Regions from separate parts of the Mus musculus genome. Here region 2 is linked to region 1. Evidence: chromatin loops called from intact Hi-C (ENCODE). Cell type or tissue: heart. All regions are shown on one strand. Each heading gives the region's core, and the rest is flanking DNA. Links, peaks and the distances in the headings are about the cores only.

Evidence for each region. Hi-C counts contacts between places; a loop is a spot of excess contacts. Peaks named below come from ENCODE experiments on the same cell type or tissue, not always from the same donor. Only the 100,000 strongest peaks of a DNase experiment are listed, where the experiment ranks them.
Region 2: a loop joins it to region 1, with 2.1 times the contacts of the local background. A loop is called at or near these places in 3 of 42 quality-filtered maps.

The regions. Positions count from the first base shown.
Region 1 is chr4:5,793,032-5,804,118 of GRCm38, forward strand. Fam110b (family with sequence similarity 110, member B) reads left to right here. Exons shown (of 3, transcript NM_173426.3): 3 at 5,238-8,070. The coding sequence starts at 5,553. The coding sequence ends at 6,653. Among named protein-coding and RNA genes, the nearest start is that of Gm24337, 110 kb to the left of the region's middle. RefSeq lists an enhancer at 3,796-7,305. In heart, for the core only: a CTCF peak has its summit at 5,275; DNase peaks (open chromatin) are centred at 2,140, 4,970 and 5,740; H3K4me3 peaks cover 1,309 bases; H3K27ac peaks cover 1,486 bases.
Region 2 is chr4:5,744,198-5,754,050 of GRCm38, forward strand. The region is part of intron 2 of Fam110b (family with sequence similarity 110, member B); the gene reads left to right. Among named protein-coding and RNA genes, the nearest start is that of Gm24337, 61 kb to the left of the region's middle. In heart, for the core only: no CTCF peak of the experiment used is centred there; a DNase peak (open chromatin) is centred at 5,374.

The sequences.
Region 1 (11,087 bases), core at 1,389-9,388:
TTATAGCTTCACTTCTCTTCCTGGCCTCTCATTGCTGTCTATAAAATCCAATGTCCTTCTGTCTCTCCTACTAGCAGTCTTGTCCCTTTGTCCCCTGTCATGCTCATTGGCCATCAGTGTCTTTCAAGTTAGTTGACTGTTGTTGCTAGGCTGACGACATTCCCACCACATTACTTAACTACTCTTCAGCAGATGGGCCTGAATTTCCCTGCATTGTCTGTGGCTTTTCTGCCTGACAGCTTACTCATAACTGCCCAGTCATTAGATAAAAATCACTAGGCTGCACACAGTGCATACTTTAGTGAGTGCTCACACTTTGAGTGCATTCCTTGCATTGGAAAAGGATTCAGAAGGGCGCATGAAAATGATATGACTGTGTTTTCAGAAAAGAAAATTCTAGGATGTAGATATTGGGATTGCTCCTAATCATGTTGCAATTTTATGCTTAAAGTCATAAGTTGAAAGAAAGAAAGAAAGAAAGAAAGAAAGAAAGAAAGAAAGAAAGAAAGAAAGAAAGAAAGAAAGAAAGAAAGAGACAAACCTTGCCAGAGCCAACCTGTAAAGTAAAAGCAGGGGCACTAGACCAGAGGCCACATGGCAGAGTTCAGTAACACACACACTGGATCATGTGTGCGCAGAGGTGGAGAGACCCAAAGAATTAGATCTGCAATCCTGGTTCAGAGGCCCGGCAGCTGCACTTGCCTGCTGTGTACTCCCTTGAATGAGCAGGGCATTTCCAGCTCACCAGACCAACATGTTTGCTTCTATGCATAAGCAAATCAAGACTGAGCTGTTCCGCAGACTTTGAGTGGAATTAGCCAGGCATGCTCTTTGAAGCATTGCTCCCGGACTTACACCGCCGCAGTGCCCAGGAGAGTGACCCACTTTCACACTTGGAAACCTCTGTGGGTGTGTTCAGTTCCCACAGACTGTGCTCTGACTCTAGTGGCTTTCTTTCCTACTTACAGTTTGGAGGGTGCTCCTCTTTTATTTACCAAAAGCATGGAGTAAAGGAGAAGAAACGACTCAATCGAGCAGGCTTGGCTTACAGAGTTTCATGAGACAGACTGTTATGCAGAATTCTGGATTTGCTCCTAAGCAACAGAGAGACGTGTTCCTGGGCAGCCCTGAACTGGGGCTTCTTGTTCAAGTCGGGCACTCTCCCCTCAGCAGCCCAGCTGCCCAGGAGCAGAGCTAGGCATGCCTTGCCTAGCTACAGGAGTACTGACTAGAGGACATTTTCAGATGAACTATGTGCATAGAGGATATTTTCTGGCCCTAACCCCTCAAGGTTCTAAATGTTCCCTAATATATCATATCATTTTGACAGGGCTTTACCTAAATAACCCCATGAGTGGCTGATAAAGAAGAAATTAGAAGGATGCAAAACACTTGTTTTAAAAATCTGAGGTGGCTTTAGCCATTCCTGTGATGTTGTAATGTGAGTTCTGTAGTTTACACATGAAGCCAGACTTGGGCCTCCTCTCCTCCCTCCTCGCTACTCTAATACAATAGCATCTCTTAGGATCTAACAAGAAATGGAGAATGTGGGCCTTCATGGAAATCTCCTGAATCCCACTTGGCATTCTCATGTATTATTCTTGAGACTAGTACAGCGCCAGTGACCAGGAAGCCTCCATCCAGCCCAGAACTCCATCAAACATCATGGCACTTACACCCACAATAGCTTTGGAGCTTACATCTGCCCTGATATACCCAGCTATTTTGCTGTATAACTCAACCATCGTTCTTTATCCTGGTCTTTTTATCCTTCAGGTATAGAATGGAGCCAGCATGATCTGAGGGGAAGTCTCTCCCTTTGTCAGGTTGTCCGTCAGGTTCTGCCTCCTCAGCCATGCGCCCTGAGTCTGAGAGTAAGCCCTGCTTGGGGTATGGCCAGTGATAAAGGCTGTGCTACTGCATGAGCAAGCCTGGGATTCTGTCCCCACCACCAAAGGGAAAGAAAAACAAAGCAAGACTTTATAGTTGCTTTTATTTATGGAACATTATGAGAGCGAGATCAATTTTTCCTTTCCCTAAAAAAAGCTCAGCTCCCCAGTCCGAGCCCAGCAGTTGGCCTCACTGCTGTGATTAATCCCAGCCACACTAGAGAGCCTGTGCCAGATGTCAGGGTCTTGTGCTCTACAGCATTCCCTGGAGGACTGCATGGTTACTTTGTCTGTGACATTGAGATAACAGCTCCGGGGCACCTCCTGGATCATCTATACCGTACAGTTCAGATTATCTCTCCTGGCTTGTACAGCTGTGCCCTGACAACAGCTCCCCATGTGAAATAGTGGAGCAGATGCCGTGGATTAAGTGAGAGCAACCTACACCACCACATTACGTCCAGCTACTGGACATAGCAGGCATCAAGTATGACTGTTAATATCCTTGACTACCAAACATGTCAGTAGCTTTTCCCTTTCCTTGGAGTCTTCCCACAATGCCTTTTGATTATTTGGGTATTCTCTCATTACTATTTAAAAATTATTACAGAAATGAGAATGGCCCAGAAGGAAGGGAAGACCTTGAAATGGAAAGAAAAAATAGGAGGTGGTTACAAAGTGTCACTGTTTTTAACATTCTTCCATGTTGGCTTTACAATTCCATGATGGCCAATTTCTAGCAGTTTCTAAGAAGCCTAAGGAGCCTTCCCAAGGATGCCAGTCTCAGGAGTGAAGAAAGTAATAGGAAAAGAAGAACAGACATTTTTCTAGAAAAGGCTCCTAGAAGATGCATTGGTATTTCCCAGTCTTGTGAATTCAGAGTACTGATGGGTTTTAGAGTTTCAGAGGTGACCAAAGCCTGCCTTCACAGGTGGTTGGGCATGCAGGCTAGCTGGGCCGTGGTGATAATGTGCTGTGCCTTTGATCATAATAGAGTGAAAGTGGAAGAGAGGAGAGCAGAGAGGAGCATAGGCCAGCGAGGATGTCAGGATGTCGTACCAGTGATGCTGTCTGATCACCACCACACCCCTTACTCAGGAGAAAGTTCCCCTAAGAACAGTCCAAGCAGAAAGCATGGGAAGTTAAGTCAGTCACCAATATTCTACAGCCCATTTTGAAATTTAAAATGACCACCTGCCTTGGGTCCTTGAGCCACAATGTTTCTGAGCAGGAATGGATTATAGGACTTTTATCTAATTCATGCCCATGAAAGGTCGCTCAGCTGCTGCCTTCTGATCCATCTGTGGGTACCTTGGAGGGCTACTCTCTTTAGGCATAGATCTAAGGCCCACTCTTCACTCTTTTCTAACCTTCCAGCATTTTCCCTGACATAGAGGCATTTTGACAGTTGTATAGTTAACCATGGGTAAAGTACTATATAAAAGACTCTTTCTTGTTTCTCACACACCCAAAACAAAAACAAACAAAAAAATCCAGGAAAATAGTTGATTTTAGGTTTACATTAGATTAGAGCCTTTGGATTAAAAGCTCAAAGGCCGAAGGTGAACCACCTGGTTTTTTGATGCACAGAGAGCACATTAAAACATACGATCTACCTAAGGGAAGGTTGTGGGTTCTATACCCTGCTTCTAGAGGGAGCTGCAGGGGGAGGGGGTACTCTGGCTTCTAAGGCAAAGGGGTAAAAGTTAAAAAGGAGGAGGTCACAGAGAAAGTATTTCTAAGGCCACAGTGACACCTTCCTCAGATAGGCTGACTGTGTGCATCTCTCTCTTCCATACCATACCTGTGATCGCTGGGCTTGCCTCCCCGCCCAGGCTTGCTGGTTGCTATGCTGTCTGCTCAGTAGAGCCCAGGATGCTGCTTTCCTCAAGACACCCCTGTTCCCTGCCCAGTGAGATGGACCCTAACCTAAATAGCAGATTAACCAACATACAGGCTCAAAGAATTAGGGCTTCTTCCAGCAGTTTTCTTCAAATTACATTCAAAGAAAGAATCTCACTTAATTTTTGTGGGTGGTGGCAGGGTGTTGTTTTCTGTTTGATTTTTTTTTTTTTTCACCAAATTGAGGCATCAAACTAGAATCGCACAATTAAAGGAAATCACTATGTATTCATCACCTTGGGGTTTCTCAAATATTGCATAGGACACATTTTTATTAAAACAAATCCCTTTGCAGATTACGAAAATTGGCTCCAATAAAGCAGGATAGATTGTATTTAGAGGCGAAGCATTTGAGAAAATTATCAGGAGAGATGCCGGTTATTTCCTCCCTGTGTTCAGTATCTCACATGACAGGAAAAACTTACAGTAATATCACCTTAGATGTTGTTCACCTTTGTAACTCAGCATGCTAGCTAGATGTATCACTCTCTTAATATTCCTTGTTATAAGAGAACACTGGTGAGGTCATTGTCTGGCTGCTTTGGAATGCTAATGGTTGGTAAGTAGGCTCTCCTACTAGCAAAAGGAAAGACGAAGTTTCACACTTGTCAAGAATAAGAAATTATATAGCATTTTATAATTAACTTATCCACTCATATGCTTCCCCTCTGAGTATTTCTATAATAGTTATTTTTAACTAAATGTAAATTTTAATGAGAAAAACTTCACATGCATTCTTGGTTTCTAGAACAATGCTTTGAAACAATACTTCTTGCTAAAAGTCAGAAAACTGAAACTGGTTGTATTTCTTACAAGCTTTTGTGGTTTGGTTTGTTTCTTGCCACCCCTATTTCTCATCACCTTTCCAGTTTTTGAATTGTTAAAGAATTGATTATTATTAAAGAAATGATTGGTTTAGGTTTCACTGACAGATTGGTCAGAAGTGGTAACAAGTTTTACAGCACTGCAAAAGGGACACAACAGCGCACATCACCCACGTTGCTGCAAAAACAGATGGAGGTCTTAGGAAGTCCCTAGCATTTAATGAGCTGCAGAACGGAACAGGGCTTGGCTGAACCCTCAGTTCTCAATTCACGAGTATTTCCTGGGTCTCACTCTATGTGATGCCAGCCAGGCGTGTTTAGGAGGCGGTTCTCACCAATGGGGAGGCAGCTGGAAGAGTTCCGTGGGAAGCCTCTGCTGCTTTCTTTCTGGCAAACGCCCACATCTGGCTGCTGCCGAGGCGGCGCAGGCTCCATGAGAGGTCCCAGTTGCCCTCGGTGCCAAGTTAACAGGGAATTGCCAGTTGCAAGCCTCACTGACCTTAGGGGGTCTCTTGGCAGGCTGGGGTGCCACCGAGGTGGGAGCACTGCGGGGTTCCTCTGTTGCTAGAGCTGTGATGTCACCCGCCCCTCCTAACCCGCGGTTGGTTGTTTTGTGTTTCAGCTCTGCCTGCAGTTGAGCACAAAGACCTGAAGGAGACTCCCACAGCCTTCAGGGAGAAGAAAGGAGGCAGCCAAGCCTATTAAAAGGAACTTGTGGCTTGTGGCCTTTTTGTGTAGGAACGGCCTGGAAGGGGAGAAAAGTGCACCGAAGCCACAGTGGCGGTTAATGAGCTGTGAGATGAGGCGCAGCCGCGGCTGACACTGCTTCCAGGATCCTTCATCTGCCCTTTGTGCTTCGTGTACATGTGTCTGTTCAGGCCGGCCAGAGGCACCCAGAAGAGCATCCACCACGGCTGCCGGGGAAAGACCGCCCACCATGCCCACGGAGACTCTACAGACAGGTAGCATGGTGAAGCCTGTCAGCCCCGCGGGCACCTTCACGTCGGCGGTGCCCCTGCGCATCCTGAACAAAGGACCCGACTACTTCCGCAGGCAGGCTGAGCCCAACCCCAAGAGACTCAGTGCGGTAGAGCGGCTGGAGGCTGACAAGGCCAAATACGTCAAGAGCCAGGAGGTGATCAATGCCAAGCAGGAGCCAGTGAAGCCGGCCGTGTTGGCCAAGCCCCCTGTGTGCCCAGGAACCAAGCGTGCACTGGGCAGCCCCACTCTCAAGGTGTTCGGCAACCATGCCAAGACCGAGAGCGGTGTGCAACGTGAGACCCTCAAGCTTGAGATCCTCAAGAACATCATCAACAGCTCAGAGGGGTCCAGTTCTGGCTCCGGCCACAAGCATAGCTCCCGAAACTGGCCGCCTCACAGGGACACCACTGACCTGCACCGGCATTCCTTCGCAGAGTCGCTGAAGGTGTACCCTACACCTGGCCATGGCAGCCCGCAGGAGAGCAGCTCCCACGTGAGCAGGAGGCTGCTGGAGCAGTCCGCGGAGACCTTCCTGCACGTCTCACACAGCTCCTCAGACATCCGCAAAGTGACCAGTGTGAAGCCCCTTAAAGCCATCCCCTGCAGCAGTTCAGCCCCTCCCCTGCCTCCCAAGCCCAAGGTGGCTGCCATGAAGTCCCCCGAGGCTGACCAGGTGGAACCAGCCTGTGGGGTCAGCCGGAGACCTTCCCTTCAGCGGTCCAAGTCAGACTTGAGTGACAGGTATTTCCGAGTAGATGCAGATGTGGAGAGGTTCTTCAACTACTGCGGACTTGACCCGGAAGAGCTGGAAAACCTTGGCATGGAGAACTTTGCAAGGGCTAATTCTGACATCATATCTCTCAACTTCCGCAGCGCAAGCATGATCAGCTCAGACTGTGAACAGTCTCAGGACAGTAACAGTGACCTTAGAAATGATGACAGTGCCAATGACCGGGTGCCATATGGCATTTCTGCCATTGAAAGAAATGCTAGAATCATCAAGTGGCTATATAGCATCAAACAAGCTAGAGAGTCACAGAAGGTGTCCCACGTGTAAGAGGCACAGTGGTGAAAAGGAGGGGGGGTGGGTCTGTCTGTGCATACACAGTTGTGAAGGTTGTGAGGTCTCCTTGAAGTGTTGTGAGCTTCTCCACCCTTTGTGTTGCTTGTTGTGCAATGTTCTCAAGTTGCATGCCTGTCAACATGGCGACTGGCCTGGCTTCCTTGGTCACACCTCTGCAGAACCTTGCTGAACATCTGCCAAAAGTTTCCGGCCAGAGTCTGATTAGGGCTTTGCTCTTAAGCAAAACTGTTTACAGGAAAAAAAAAAAAAAAGGTTTCGATTTCTTCGATATTTATGTGGTTTTGTGTTTTTATACCCTGCGCTATTGTGTCTTAATTAAAAATTTTATCAACTGGCTTCTAAGTTGAGAGCAGAATCTTTTTGAAACAAAAAGCCACTTTGCCTACATGGGAGACCATAACACTGGGAAAATATATGGGACTTGTCACCAGACACAGAATGACTGACAGATAGGGCCAGGCTAGAGTTTCTTTATGTGAAATCAAGTGGGGGGCCTTGCTCCTTTGCTTCGGGCTTGGTATTCTCTTACCACTTGGTGGAGCCCTGTGGGGCAACAGTGTAGCCCTCACTCCAATTCACTGTACAAGTTGGTATTTCTGTAGTAATGACCCCAGGAAAGACAATCAGATAAAATCTGGGATAAGCAAATGTAGAAGGTTAAATATTGATTGGGAGGAGGGTGGAGAGACTGGTGATGCTGTTCAAAGTGGGATAATTCAGAAATCTCTAGTAGTAACCCAACAGGAAGTACCACTCTACAGCTGGTTAAAGCTGATATGGAATGCTATTTTTAAAACGTTATTTTGTTTTGTGCTTTTGGCCAAGAACTATTAACTCCTGTTGTTTTCCTCCCTTGCTCCCATGGTAGTTGTTCTGTTTGGGGCAGATGGGTTGGATTTCTGCAGGTTTGCACTCTCTGAAGACGTGAAGGGAAGTGAGGATACCATTCATGTCAGTATAGTCTCCATTCCACCTCGTCCCCGTGCCCCCAGCTTCACATTGCAGCAGTGTGATGCTGTTTCTTTGTTTATACTCCTCTCTCAGGCTGAGGGTATTTGTTACAGCTCTAGAAAACTGTAGAAACACTGTAGCTTTCCACCCTGTTGTCTCTTGTTGCCCGGTCCCACAATAACCTGCCCTCCCTCCTCAGGTGATTCCAGGCGCTATGAGCCAGCTGCTAGAATGTTGGCAGTGGAAGCAGAGGACCCCAGTGGTGGTCTGCTGCTGCACTGCTTCATAGCCCACAGGTTTGCAGCAGAGCCATCCTGTTCCTCATCAGCTACTAGGAGCCTTTAAACAGAGTGAATGCTGTAAGACTTTGTACATACTTTAGTTGTTCTGGAATCTAAGAAGAAAGTTATGCTAATAAATAGCTCTGGTGTAGGCTTTACCTGTGCTGATTTCTTTGTCCTTTATTTTCTTCATAAGAATTTCACTGTGGACTGTGGGTCAGAAGCACATTTTTATAGGCATCAAGAAACATTGTTCCATTACATTGATCTCACCTCAGCTCAACAATTATGAGCAGCACTATTCTTAGTTGTAGTTACTTCAGTACATGTTTGCTAAAATAGTTACTGCAAGGTCCCTAAAATATGCCACCTTTTCACTTAGTTAATTTATTTTTATTTTATTTTTGCTTTTCCTTAAACATCGGGACTTTCTTGAAATTTTCAGAATACTCTTTAGTTGAAATGTTGGAATTCTTACTGTGGGGAGCATAACTTTGAAATGGTTAGTCCTGTTTTCATTTGTTCAGGCTCAATGTCAGTACCACTCTGTGAGGTCATGTCTTTACCCACTTACTCATCTTTCAAGGTGGCAAACCCTGGACCACCATGGTCAACAGCCTCTACCACAAAAGGACTTAGACTTTCACAGCTACTTTGTAAGAGAAGTACTGTTCCTTAGGGACTGTGTCCTGCCTTATTACTTGAACATTGAGGAGTCAATGAGTATTGAATCAAGAAATTTGAAAAAAGTTTCTTCTAAGGTTATACTTAATATGCAAATAAAAGAAAGCATTATAAAAATGGGATTTTCAAAAACATTGATGATTGTCAACCTATTTTACTGATATATATTTTATCTTCTGAAAGGCAAATTTGAATCTTTGACTCTTCCTACTGGTTTTCAATTCATTCTGCTTCGCTTGGTGTCCCCTGCAACTAGAACCTTGCTTTCCAGAAGAAACATTTTTTTTAGAACTCTCCTGTGGATGGTAGTGATACATATTCAAATTAATAGAATAAGAAATTTTCTAAGCAACCAACAAAAGGTTTGTTTACTTGCCGCATATATAGAAATGTGACTTTTTAAGACATAGATGCCTTGGCATACTTAGCAATTTTGGGAGCAATTAAAATACTAAAAAATGTTATTTTCCTAAGAAAGCCATCTTTGGGGAGATGAACATTTCCTGGCCAAGTGTATACCATGGCTTGGGCTAGCTTGGTTGTAGATTGTGCTTGCAACCTCCACTATATAGCTAGTATCCTTAAGAGTCAGTCCACTCTCCTAGCCTCATTTATATACTGGACAATGTGAGGCTTTCTGTTCCTGTGAGAGATGAGAGCTTGTTTCTAGAAATGTTTCTATAAAAGATTATCTCAGTTGCTTAATAGGGGCTCATTTTCTAAATGTGAAGTACTCAACAAAGTATACCTTCTTCCAGCTCCTGAGAGTTTCATGTAGGCATACACTCGTGAATATAAGGTGACTTCATTCAAGGGTCCTAGAAACAAACTCAATTTTTTTCTGAAAAACCACCAAATCTTAAAGCAGATCTTCCATATCCATTACAGTGCTGCTGTCTAGCTTAGCTTTGACCGTATCATCTGAAGTATTGTTTCTAAAATTTCTAAATGGGAGCCTCCCCTCAGCCAGCCCCACTCAGCCCTCTGACATGCCTCTGTCTAGCAGACACCTTCTTGATGGTTAGATGGTTAAATGGAGTGGACTGTTGAGAAGATAAATCCTACCTTCTTAACACAGAGAGAATGTTCGACATCTACCTCTCAGACTTCAGACACATCTAGGCCTCCAGGATTCTACAAAAGACAAGTTACCATCAAGATCTTTTCCTACTAATTTTATAATACATGGTATAATAAATTGCCCCAGAACTCAGCCACTTAAAACAGTAAGTTCTGGTTATCTTGTCTGTGCACCAAAACCCTGGACTGGCTTAGCCATGTGGTTCCTGACAGGTTGTTTCATGACGATGTTCACAAGATGACGGATGGCAGTGCATCAGGATGCACAGGCTAGAAAGTCACTCTCTAATATAGCTTTCATGGCAAGTAACCTCAATTCCTCACAGGAAAATTCTCTCCAGTATTCATCAGTTCATCAGGGTTCTTCAGAAGAACAGAACTTATAGAATGAATATATACAAAAATACTAATACACACACACACACAATTGGGATTAATTACAATGGCATATAGGCTATAGGGCTATGTTTCAGCTAGTCCACCAATGGTTGTCTACCAAGAAGAAGCCCAAAAATCCAGTAGTTGTTCAGTCTGAGAGTCAAGATGTCTCATCTGTCCTTCATTATACATCAGGATCCCAAAACAGGCTCTAAGGCCAATAAAAGAAGGGACTTGCTATCAAGAACAGAGAGCAAACTTCCTTCTTCCATTACCTTTGCATAGGCTGCCAGGAGAAGATGTGTCCCAGATTAAAGATCCCAATTCAAAGATCAAGATTAAAAGTAGGTCTTCTCACTACAAATGATTTACAAAAAAAATAAATAAAAATAAAAAAATAAAATAAAATAAAATTCCTTGTGGTGGTGAACCCAATCATTTATATTTTAGTTAATTTCATATGCAGTCAAGATAACAACAGAGAGTAGCCATCTGCCTTATGCTTTAGGAATAACTAAGGACTGAGTGAAGAAGGCAGGACTGTCCTGTGTCCTACATCTCTATCACAATCAGAGCATTAGAGGAAGTGAACCGCAAATACAGCCCACACAGGCAAGAGCAAGGTGTGCTTTATGAATATGGCTTTGGATTGGAGTTTATTTATTTACTTATTCAGTTGGTTGATTTTAATTTGCTGGTACTTGGAATAGAACTAAAAACTGAACACATAACCTTGCACATGCTAAACAAAAGCTCTACCACGGGGCTGTACCCCCTGCAAGAAGGCCCCATGATAATGGATGAAAGTCAAAGAACAAGCAGCCATAATTTTAAACCATGGGCTGCTGTGACTCAGGAGTGTGTTGTTTTCTGAAGACTATTCACTCTCCCCTTAGTTTCAAGGATACTCTTTCAAGACAACAATCCAACTTTTTTTTTTTTTTAGTCCCTGGGCAATCTTACTAGCTTGTGGTTATTGTCATGGCTACAAATCCAGCCTGTGTAAGCCTACATTGTGCCCTTATTAAAGTAT
Region 2 (9,853 bases), core at 1,813-9,812, 48 kb before region 1:
TTCCTCTCAAATGTGCCTATCAGGCATACAGCCCAAGACTTGTTGGGAAACAAGTGGACTAGTTGCTTTGAAAAACCAAATCTTAATATGGATAATGTGACAGTTTACAAGACTTGCGTTTTCCTAAAAGTGCTTTGAGTTGCCTGTTACCAAAGATTGGGGCAAAATCCTGCACCTGCATTGTGTCACAGCTCAGTTGCCTAATGACATTCTGGCCTATCAGGCAAGCTACTTCACTGTAGTCTTCCTCAGTTTCTCCGGGGTTGTGTGACTCAAGGGAGATGGTGTATATGAAGTACCCGGTGTCTGCTGTTTTCTACCTGATTTTATCGAATGTGAAAGTATGGATTCATTTTCAGATTCTTATTATTATTTTTCTTGTATTTGGATATTCTTTTTAATTTCAAATGTTTGCAAAGCTTGGGGAGCTGGTGGTTTTGTTATCAGCATAAATAAGTTAACAATTCTCTGTTCCAGCTTGTTGGGTTCGAACAATGTGTCTAGTGGATTTAGATTGCTCCTAATCATTATTTTTTGCTTGCATGATTCTAGTCTGTGTGACTTCCAGTTAATTGTGCTCTAGTTTCAATAAAAACCAGTTTCGCAACACCATAGTTCAAATTTAGCTAATAATAACTGTATGTATACAAAATATAAACCTCGGAGTCAGCTCTTCCTTCCACAAATCCCCGTGTGTTCTCAGCAGTGCGTGGTGATGGCAGTCCTTTCCTGACCTTGGAGTCCCACCAGTGCTGTGACTGTGGTCATCTGCAGGACAGTGCACACAGACAGGAGTGCTGTGGATGTGTGGCCTCCTTGTCGCTCAGTGTTGACTCATGAGAATTTGGACAGAAACAGACAGTTAACAAGAGAAGACTGCCAAGAGTAGGTCAATGTGGGAAAGCGATACAGAATAATAAGGAAAAAGTGGTGCTTCTCGGGGTGAAACTTGAACCACATTTATAGGTGCTTGCCAGTGTCCTAGATCGTGTTCCTAGAGACTATTGCCGAACAAGAGTAGCTTAGTGAAGGCCAAATTAGTAGCTTATGAGTAAGGAATGTTGTGACATGTCTCAGTAAGATTTTCTTTTGCTGCAAAGAAAGACCATTAACCAAGCAAGTCGGAGAGGAAAGGGTTTATTTAGATTACACTTTCACTTCACTGTTTTCATCGAAGAGAGTAAGGAAAGGAATTCAAATGCAACAGCAACATGATACAGAGACAGGAGCTGATGCAGAGACCATAGAGGGGTGCTGCTTACTGACTTGCTCCTCATGGCTTTCTCAGACTGCTTTTTTATAGAATACAGGACCACTAGCCCAGAGAAGACACCAGCCGCAATGGGCTGGGCCATCCCCATTGATCACTAATTAAGAACATGCCTTACAGTGAGATCTTATGGGGGCAGTTCCTCAACTAACCTTCCTACCTTTCAGATAACTCTAGCATGTGTCAAATTGACATAAACTAGCCAGCACAAGATGCAAAGGATCAGCTGTACCAGAACAAATAGACAAAGACCAGTGCCGTCACTGAGCATGCCACCAAAGAAGTCCTCAGAGACAGACTTGGAAGTTACCGTAACTATAAAGGGCTAAGTGGGAGCTGACTCTGACCGAAAGGACAGAATACCAAGTATAGAAGAGGTGTTTACTACATTGTGTGCACTGTGATAAGATAAAGAAGGTAGGCTGTATTCCAACCTGTTTTAATAAGAAACACAAACACACACACACAGACACGAAAATTCTCAGTGTGCTTGTCAATTATAGTGTTTTAAGTTATCTTCATTATGTGTTCATTATAATGATAGGACATATTTAAGAGTCACAGAACAGTCATAATTTTGCCATTAAGTACAAATTGCACAGCTTTCATTTATATGGTTATTTTTATGCTTAGAACTTTGCAAAGCAAAAACTGTCATGAAAGATAGCTGCTGCCCTTGCCATTTTGTTTTAGATTGCTAAAGCACTAATTCACCCTTAACCCTTTGTGTTTGTAAGCATTTCCAAATACACTGGTATCTTTTTAAAGGCAATCCACTGCCTGTTGATAATGTAGGTGATTATTTCAGGGATCCTCTTAGCTACCAAACCCTCAGGGAGTCACTTAGGTAAAATACATAAGTGTTTGCATATATCCTAATACAGACTTTCCCATTGGTTTTAAATCATCTTTACATGACTTTTGACACATAATGCAATGTGAATACTTATTAAACTCTGCTATCTGGGGAAGAGTAACCTGAAAAACCCCTAGATAGGTTTAGTCCTAGCAGTTTTACCTCTTTCTGTAATCCATGCTCCTCACTTTGGAGCCATGAATGCTGACCTCACAGATTCAGGCAGGGAAGTATAGTCACTGCTGCTTTCTATTTACCGAGCACTGGACCTTCTTGTATTTGTCATGCTAAAGGGTCAGAAACCTAAAGCCTGGATGTTCAAAGACTTGTGTTGCTGTGGTACTTTTCAGTGAAACGTTTTATGGTCTGAAGTTTATTTTGCTCTGTGTATGTCAAAGGAAGGGCTTTACTAACACAGTCCACAGGCAGATGGCCATAGGCAGATCAAATTCTAATGGCAGTTCTCGTCTTGTGGGGGCTGTGAATCCAGTCTCCTTTGCTAGGATAAGTCATCAAGATACAAAGTTCATGATGTCTTTTTAATATGCATACAATTTTTATTTTTAAAAATCTAAAATAATTAAAGCTTGTATCATTCAACCTTATAATATATAACTATAAAACCTCAAAATTGATTGATCTTGGAAGATGTTACCATAATGAATAGTATAAAGAGATCCCGGTGTTTTTAGTTTATTCATTTGTATGCCCTTGATTACAGCTTGTGAGACAGTTCCCAGTACCCCTGAATGCCTCATTCTGCTGTGCTTCAGAAGGCCCTAGGCTACAGGATGCTTGCTTACATGCAGTATGCCCTGTTATCTGAGGAATGTCTGTGCTGTCACAGGTTGGTGAAATCACATTAAGGGATGCATTTCAGCGTCCATCTGGGAGTGGGATCTTTCCATACTAACTTTTCAGTGCTTTACTAAAGTGACTTCTGCAACAGACAAGAAACAGTGGCTTTTGGCCTTTTGGGGATCAGCCCTCTTGTAAATATAAACTTACAGTTAGCTTCATGTGATATATTTTATATTCACCAACTTTACCTTCTCCCCATCCAAATAAGACTTTCAAAGGTATTCCAAAACATTGTCTGAGTCTGGAGTGACGATGCCTATAAGGAATGATTAAGTTATAAGTCATCTCAGGAGGAAAGATAGAAGACAAGAGGACTAGAAGGTATTCTCCAACTCTGAGAGAAGGAGATGTGGAGACTAGATGACCCTCTGCAACACATGGGGGGGGGGGCAGGAGGGATAGACTTAAGATGTTCCCTAACAGGGAAGATAGTCATGAAGATGAGAAGATGATCCCACACACACAGTGAGGGTCACAGACATGGTGACTATTGAGTCACCTTTATATACCCCAAGTGATACAGATGTGATGAACGGGTGACCGATCCTCTTGTACTTCTCCGATTCCACTGGGCATTCTCCATAGCCAAGAGCCCTTTGGAGACTAGGAAAAGTGGAGAACTGGGAGCTGCAGGTGCTGATATGCCAGTCCTGTGGGATATTGACAGGTGGACAGAAAGCTAATGTTGCTTTCAGACAGGTCTAACCTCAAGCTTGACTCAGACAAACATGCAGCCTAGCCTAACCTTGAATCTCACATGGTACGTTCTGGAACATTGGAGATATCAGCTGTCCTGGAATTGCTGCTGCCCTTATCCCCAGATATCCAGCCCAGGGCGTGGAGTGTTTTGGTCCCACTGTTCTCCCTCATCAGTGATTACTTACTTCCTCAGCCTCCCTTGTCTTGCTTAAGTTGCTCTAAGGTTTCCACGTATCCTGCATACTTGTCTCACCTCCCACTTCAGCATTTACTAAACTGCAGCTAATGTAAGAAATTCTTTTCTACTCATTCCAAGAACCTCATTACTTTTTCTGCAAGTGGGTTGTTCTGCAGGAGGGGATGTCCACTGTGCATGGGCACACAACAGCATGATGTCAACACATTGAACCTTTTCAGATCCTAGTAGGGACTCCTGGGGGCTAGTTCTGTTTCTGGGGAATCTAGCTAACAGTGAGCAGCAAGTTTAGTAGAGCACTCTGCTAACAGTGAGCAGCAGGTTTAGTAGAGCACTCTGCTAACAGTGAGCAGCAGGTTTAGTAGAGCACTCTGCTAACAGTGAGCAGCAGGTTTAGTAGAGCACTCTGCTAACAGTGAGCAGCAGGTTTAGTAGAGCACTCTGCCAACAGTGAGCAGCAGGTTTAGTAGAGCACTCTGCTAACAGTGAGCAGCAGATTCAGTAGAGCACTCTGCTAACAGTGAGCAGCAGATTCAGTAGAGCACTCTGCTAACAGTGAGCAGCAGGTTTAGTAGAGCACTCTGCTAACAGTGAGCAGCAGGGTTAGTAGAGCACTCTGCTAACAGTGAGCAGCAGGGTTAGTAGAGCACTCTGCTAACAGTGAGCAGCAGGGTTAGTAGAGCACTCTGCTAACAGTGAGCAGCAGGGTTAGTAGAGCACTCTGCTAACAGTGAGCAGCAGGGTTAGTAGAGCACTCTGCTAACAGTGAGCAGCAGGGTTAGTAGAGCACTCTGCTAACAGTGAGCAGCAGGGTTAGTAGAGCACTCTGCTAACAGTGAGCAGGAGGGTTAGTAGAGCAGTCTTCTTTTGTTTATATGTACAAGTATCATCTCGAGGCAACCTCTTTCACTTTAATTTTTTTCTACTAGACCTTAACCTCTCTATCATATGTATGTTACATCACACCAAACAAAGTCTGAAGCTTGGCCCAGAAGTCCCTGCTCTATAAATAAATTTTTGTCAGCTGATCAAATAAATTAGTAGAAGCTTAGGTCAGGTACCAAGTTCTTTATAGTCCAGCCACCAAGAAAGACTATAATCCAATTTGACAAATTTACCATAATATTTAAAGAATAATTTTCTCCTAAATAAATTTGGCCATGGCAAGAGTCTATGAAAATAGAACTATTGAAGGCCCCAGGGCTTAATTCACTTATTAGTCTTAAAGAAAGACACACTGGCTATTCCTAACAACAGCCCAGAAAAGGGGTTTCATTTTCTACAGTGTTAATCCTGCCCAGAGGCTATGCTGTCTCGGGCTAGGCAGAATGAAGAGGGCTCCATAGGAGGGCAGTTTGCGGATGCTGGTTGGCTTACACTGTCTCCGCACCTGAGCTCCACTTCCACAGTTGTAGAAAGGCTGTCCAGAAAGAAGGTTAGGAATCCTGGACAGTGGCAAGATGCCCAGTACACTTGACAGGCCAGCAGGCATTTCCACCATAGACACAGGAAAGTTGTAGTATTGCCAGTGGCGGCAGCCTGCCCTGGTTTCTCCCCCTCAGACGAAATAACACCTTGCAGTCTTCATGCCATTAATGTGCCTTTTATGCGGCCAGCTCATTATTGTAAGCAGAGCCTGCAAAACATGCGTGCTGAGGTTATTCAAGGTATTCATTCAGAAGTCCAGGGATGTGATCAAGGAAGCTGTAGACACCACACCCCATTTCTGTGACTATGCTTCTCTTCCTGTGCTGCCAGGGAAACAATTCTTTCGAGTGTGGATACGTGAGGCTCCATGAAGACCCGAAGCTTCTATGAAAGAAATAATTCATGATTCAAAATGAGTAGAAATTTGTTCTGTTTTTTGGTATCTTTAAAAATATGGATTGATCGGAATTAATTATTTAGGAAGCCCTCCAAAGAACATGGTTCTCTGTCATCGCTAGTGTCTTGGTGGGAGTAAGAGGGAGTGATGTGTATTTATTAGTTGGACATGTTCTAAGACAAAAGACTATTAAGTTCTACGATTAGGAAAAAAGGAAGAAACCTTTATACAGAAACTTTATGACATCCTTAGCCATTTTTAATGATAGAGAAAAAGACACTGCTTAGGATTCTTAAAATTTTATATCTTAAGAAAACCAATGGCTAATATAAGTCACACAGAAGATATAAGTGTCAGCACCATGATTAAAAATATAAAGTAGGTGCGTGGCTAGAATATATGAAATTTATTATTAATAGTTTTGAAATACAGAGCACTTTGCTAACTACATTTACACAGTGGGATACAATACTAAAAACAATTTCCTCCTTGAGATTTGGAAATCTGGAGAAGGTTTGTTTCTTATTCTGGAAAATTTAAAACATGATTTCAGCTTCATTTTTGGGCAAATATTATGCTTCCCTTTTCCCCCTTCAAATGCAGGTTAATGGATAAGAAAATTAGACTGAAAAAGTACTTTTTTCTCATGTTTTTGAGAAAATTTTCACAGACTGATGATGATGATGAATGACCCAGTTCTGCCAGGCAATAGTGGTGCATACGTTCAATCCCAGTACTCAGGAGGCAGAAGTAGGTAGATCTTTGTGAGTTTGAGGCCAGACTGGTCTACAGAGTGAGTTCCATGACAGCCAATGCTACACAGAGAGATGTTATTTCAAAAAACAAAAATAAAGCAACAAAGGACCCAATAGACTCAGATGTACAAACACTTGGTCCCCAGTTGTTAGCTATCTTTGGAGAGATTTCAGATGTACAGATCTATTGGAGAAAGCATGTCCCTAGAATAGGCTTGGAGTATACACAGTCTCCCTCCATGTCCATCACTGTTTGTGCTTTGAGCCTGTAGCTGCCCTGGGAGCTCCCAGCCTCCTGTCGCCATGCTTGCTGCTTGCTGCTAAGCCTTCCTACCATTGCAACCATAAGCCAAAATAAACTGTTTTTTTTTCTGATGTTTGCTCATGGGTTTTTTTCACAACAACAGAAAAGTAAATAATTCAGGTGATTATATACAAACCATTTAACTTATTAAAGCATCCATGTTAGATTATGCCCAATATGTCAAGAAGAGATACAGAAAAGAAAGCAAGACTGCATTTGAGGGATGTTCAGGGAGAACGGAATCTAAAGCACAGTAGCTCAGCAGGGAGCACGTCATGCTCTGTTTAGAATGTTATTGTTCTCAGTACAGCATTATTTATAATTTCATAAATTGATTGTTCAGACACATTTTACCAGATTATAATAATTCTTAAATTCTTGTTAGGAAGATACTGATTTTTGAGTAATGTGGAGTTGTTAGTCTTTATAAACTTAATTTTGTGTTTTGTATTTATTTGCCATGCTGAGCATCCCACCCTGCAAACAGAAATCAGTCTTCTAAGTGCATGTATTAATGCTGAGCCAGCCTGAGCCCTCATGTGCCAGGCCGGAAGTCAGAACCAGCTCCCTCCCTGTGGCAGCAGGGAGCTGTACTCTTCTTTCCTAAGATACTAGGCCTCATTCAATACATTATTATTTGCTTATCTTTAATGTGAATTTTAAAATTTTAGTTATCTGACTCTTTAACACAGAGTAGAAGCAGTAACTTTGAAGTGGGTAAGCAGACATTATTGAACAGGTGTTGAGAACCTTTGGACATGAAAGTAATGACCATTACTAGCATCCAGATTTATTTATGTAGAACACTAGGAATCTAAACCATAGACATTAAAATGCTTGTGCAACAGGTACAAATGATCAGTAAGCAGAGATGTGCAACCAATTCCACTGAGAATTAATTCCAGGATTCCTCAGATGCCAAAATCTAAAGGTGTTCAAGTCCTTTGTGTGGTGTTCTCAACTGTTCACATGTATCTGCTCGCCCTCCTGAGGAGTGCATGCACAAACACACACACAGAGTTTTCACATAGAATTGGGATGCTTGTGTAAGTTGTTGAACTCTGTTATTTTATTTATGGAGAAAATGGTGAGAAAAGGTCTGTACATACTCACCAGTGTGAAGTTTTGCTTTTTTTCTTTTTCAGGTGTTTTATGTATAGTTAATTGGATCTATATTTACACATGCATAATTGCTTTTCAATTATACTATCAAATACTGATTTAAACAAATTGTTTCATCCTGTAAATAAAAGTGATTAGTTAGTTAAAGCTTGTTTTAATCTCCCTTAGTGGCTGACAAGTAGGGATGGAGAGAGGTGTGCTAGGTTCTAACCCATTCGTTTAGCATCTAATTTGTAGGTGACCTTGTATTAGACAAGTGCCACGCCTTACTTGTATCAGATAGATACAAGTTAATAAAGTTTGCCCTTGAGTATTTACAGTTGGACTTGGTTACACTTCAAGCACAAGTCATTGATGATAAAACTTAATCTTCTTTACACAGTTCTTAAGTACAGTCTCGCTTACAATGAGAAAGTTTAAAATTAATATTGACATATCAACAGTTTCGTAATTTCTGGGATAAACTACTAATTCATTTTCATTTGAAAAAAAAAACATCACCTTGTAAAAAGAGAGACTTCCAAAGTCCAAGTTACCAAAGTATGACCCTTGAGGATATATTAATAGCACTATCCATAAACTGAAACCACCTTCTGGGAGGTGGTGACTTTCTCATGGGCAGGTTAGTGCTAAAGGTCAGCTGGACTGACCCCGGACTCTCCTAGTAAGTTGTGTCTTGTTGGCATGCAACCCTGGGCTAGTCCCTGTGATCAATTATTCTTATAAACCTGGGAGCACATTCTAGCAGTGTGCTTCCTGATGCAGCCTCAGGTGAAGCATTCATCTTCGGGATCCCAAGGTGTGCTCAAAGGTTTCTTTTAAATTCAGTGTCAGTCTGTCTAGGCTGCTATGATTAAGACCATAATCTGCATGGCTCCAATAGCAGAAATTTACTTCTCAGAAGTCTGGAACTAAAGTAATGCTGGCAGTAGATTGTATCCTTTGAGGTCCTACTTTCTGGTTCATAGATGGGCAGTTTTGCTAGGTCCTCACAGTAGACAGAGAGAACTCCTCATTTTCTTCCAGGGAGATCCACAGGGCTCTGCCTTCCTGGGCTGCTGGCCTTCTGCAGTCCATGCCTGCTAATGTGGTTGCACCAATGACTAAGTTTGAGCCTGGAAGTGTTAGGAGGTCACATTCAGACCACAACAATAAAGAAGCGAATCTATTCCTAGGGAAGATTGGTTAATAAAGAACACATCCCAGCTATTAATCCTGAATGTCATTTTATGAGGTTTCCTAGCGGTAATAGTTTTAGGCTCACATCTTGTCTGCAATGTTAGAAAGCAGACAGGGAGCACAAGTCACTCAGTGTGTCACCCCCCATTTAAGAAGCCCGTGCCCTTCTATAGTTCATGCCACTTTATTTGGAGATTCAGTGCTTGAGAGTATCTCTTGGTGCCCAGCCATTAGTGTCATCTGGCCACTAATAGTAAGTCTGCTCCAGTATGACCTCTGGGTCTTTAATGAGCATAGCCTGTCACTTCAGAAGAGAAAAGTGTACTAATGACTAAAAGGCTAGTATTTGTACAAAGAGCCTATGCTTGTCTAGCATATGACTACGGTGTGGACCAGACACAGATGTCCTGATAGAGTCTCTCTATAAGGAAGGATTTTATTATTCCAAGAGACTTGTTCCTAGAATCTATACTAGATGTTACTTAAGCATCAAATTGATTTGTGCTGGATAACTATTTATAATGGTAGAGATACAAGAACAATTTGCATATTTACATGAAAATCAGAATCTCCTTAAATATACTGTTGCTTATATACAATGTAACTAGCATTCTGAACAGTGTTCACACCACCATTATGGTCTCCAGCACCACAGCAAGCCTTACACTGACTTCAGAAACACTGTGCCTTCTAATACCATCCTATATGATGGGGTGGGGGGGGGGGCTTCTCCCACTGTCTCAAAGCCAAAACAGGCATTTTTCTTCTTATTTATCAAAACAAGTT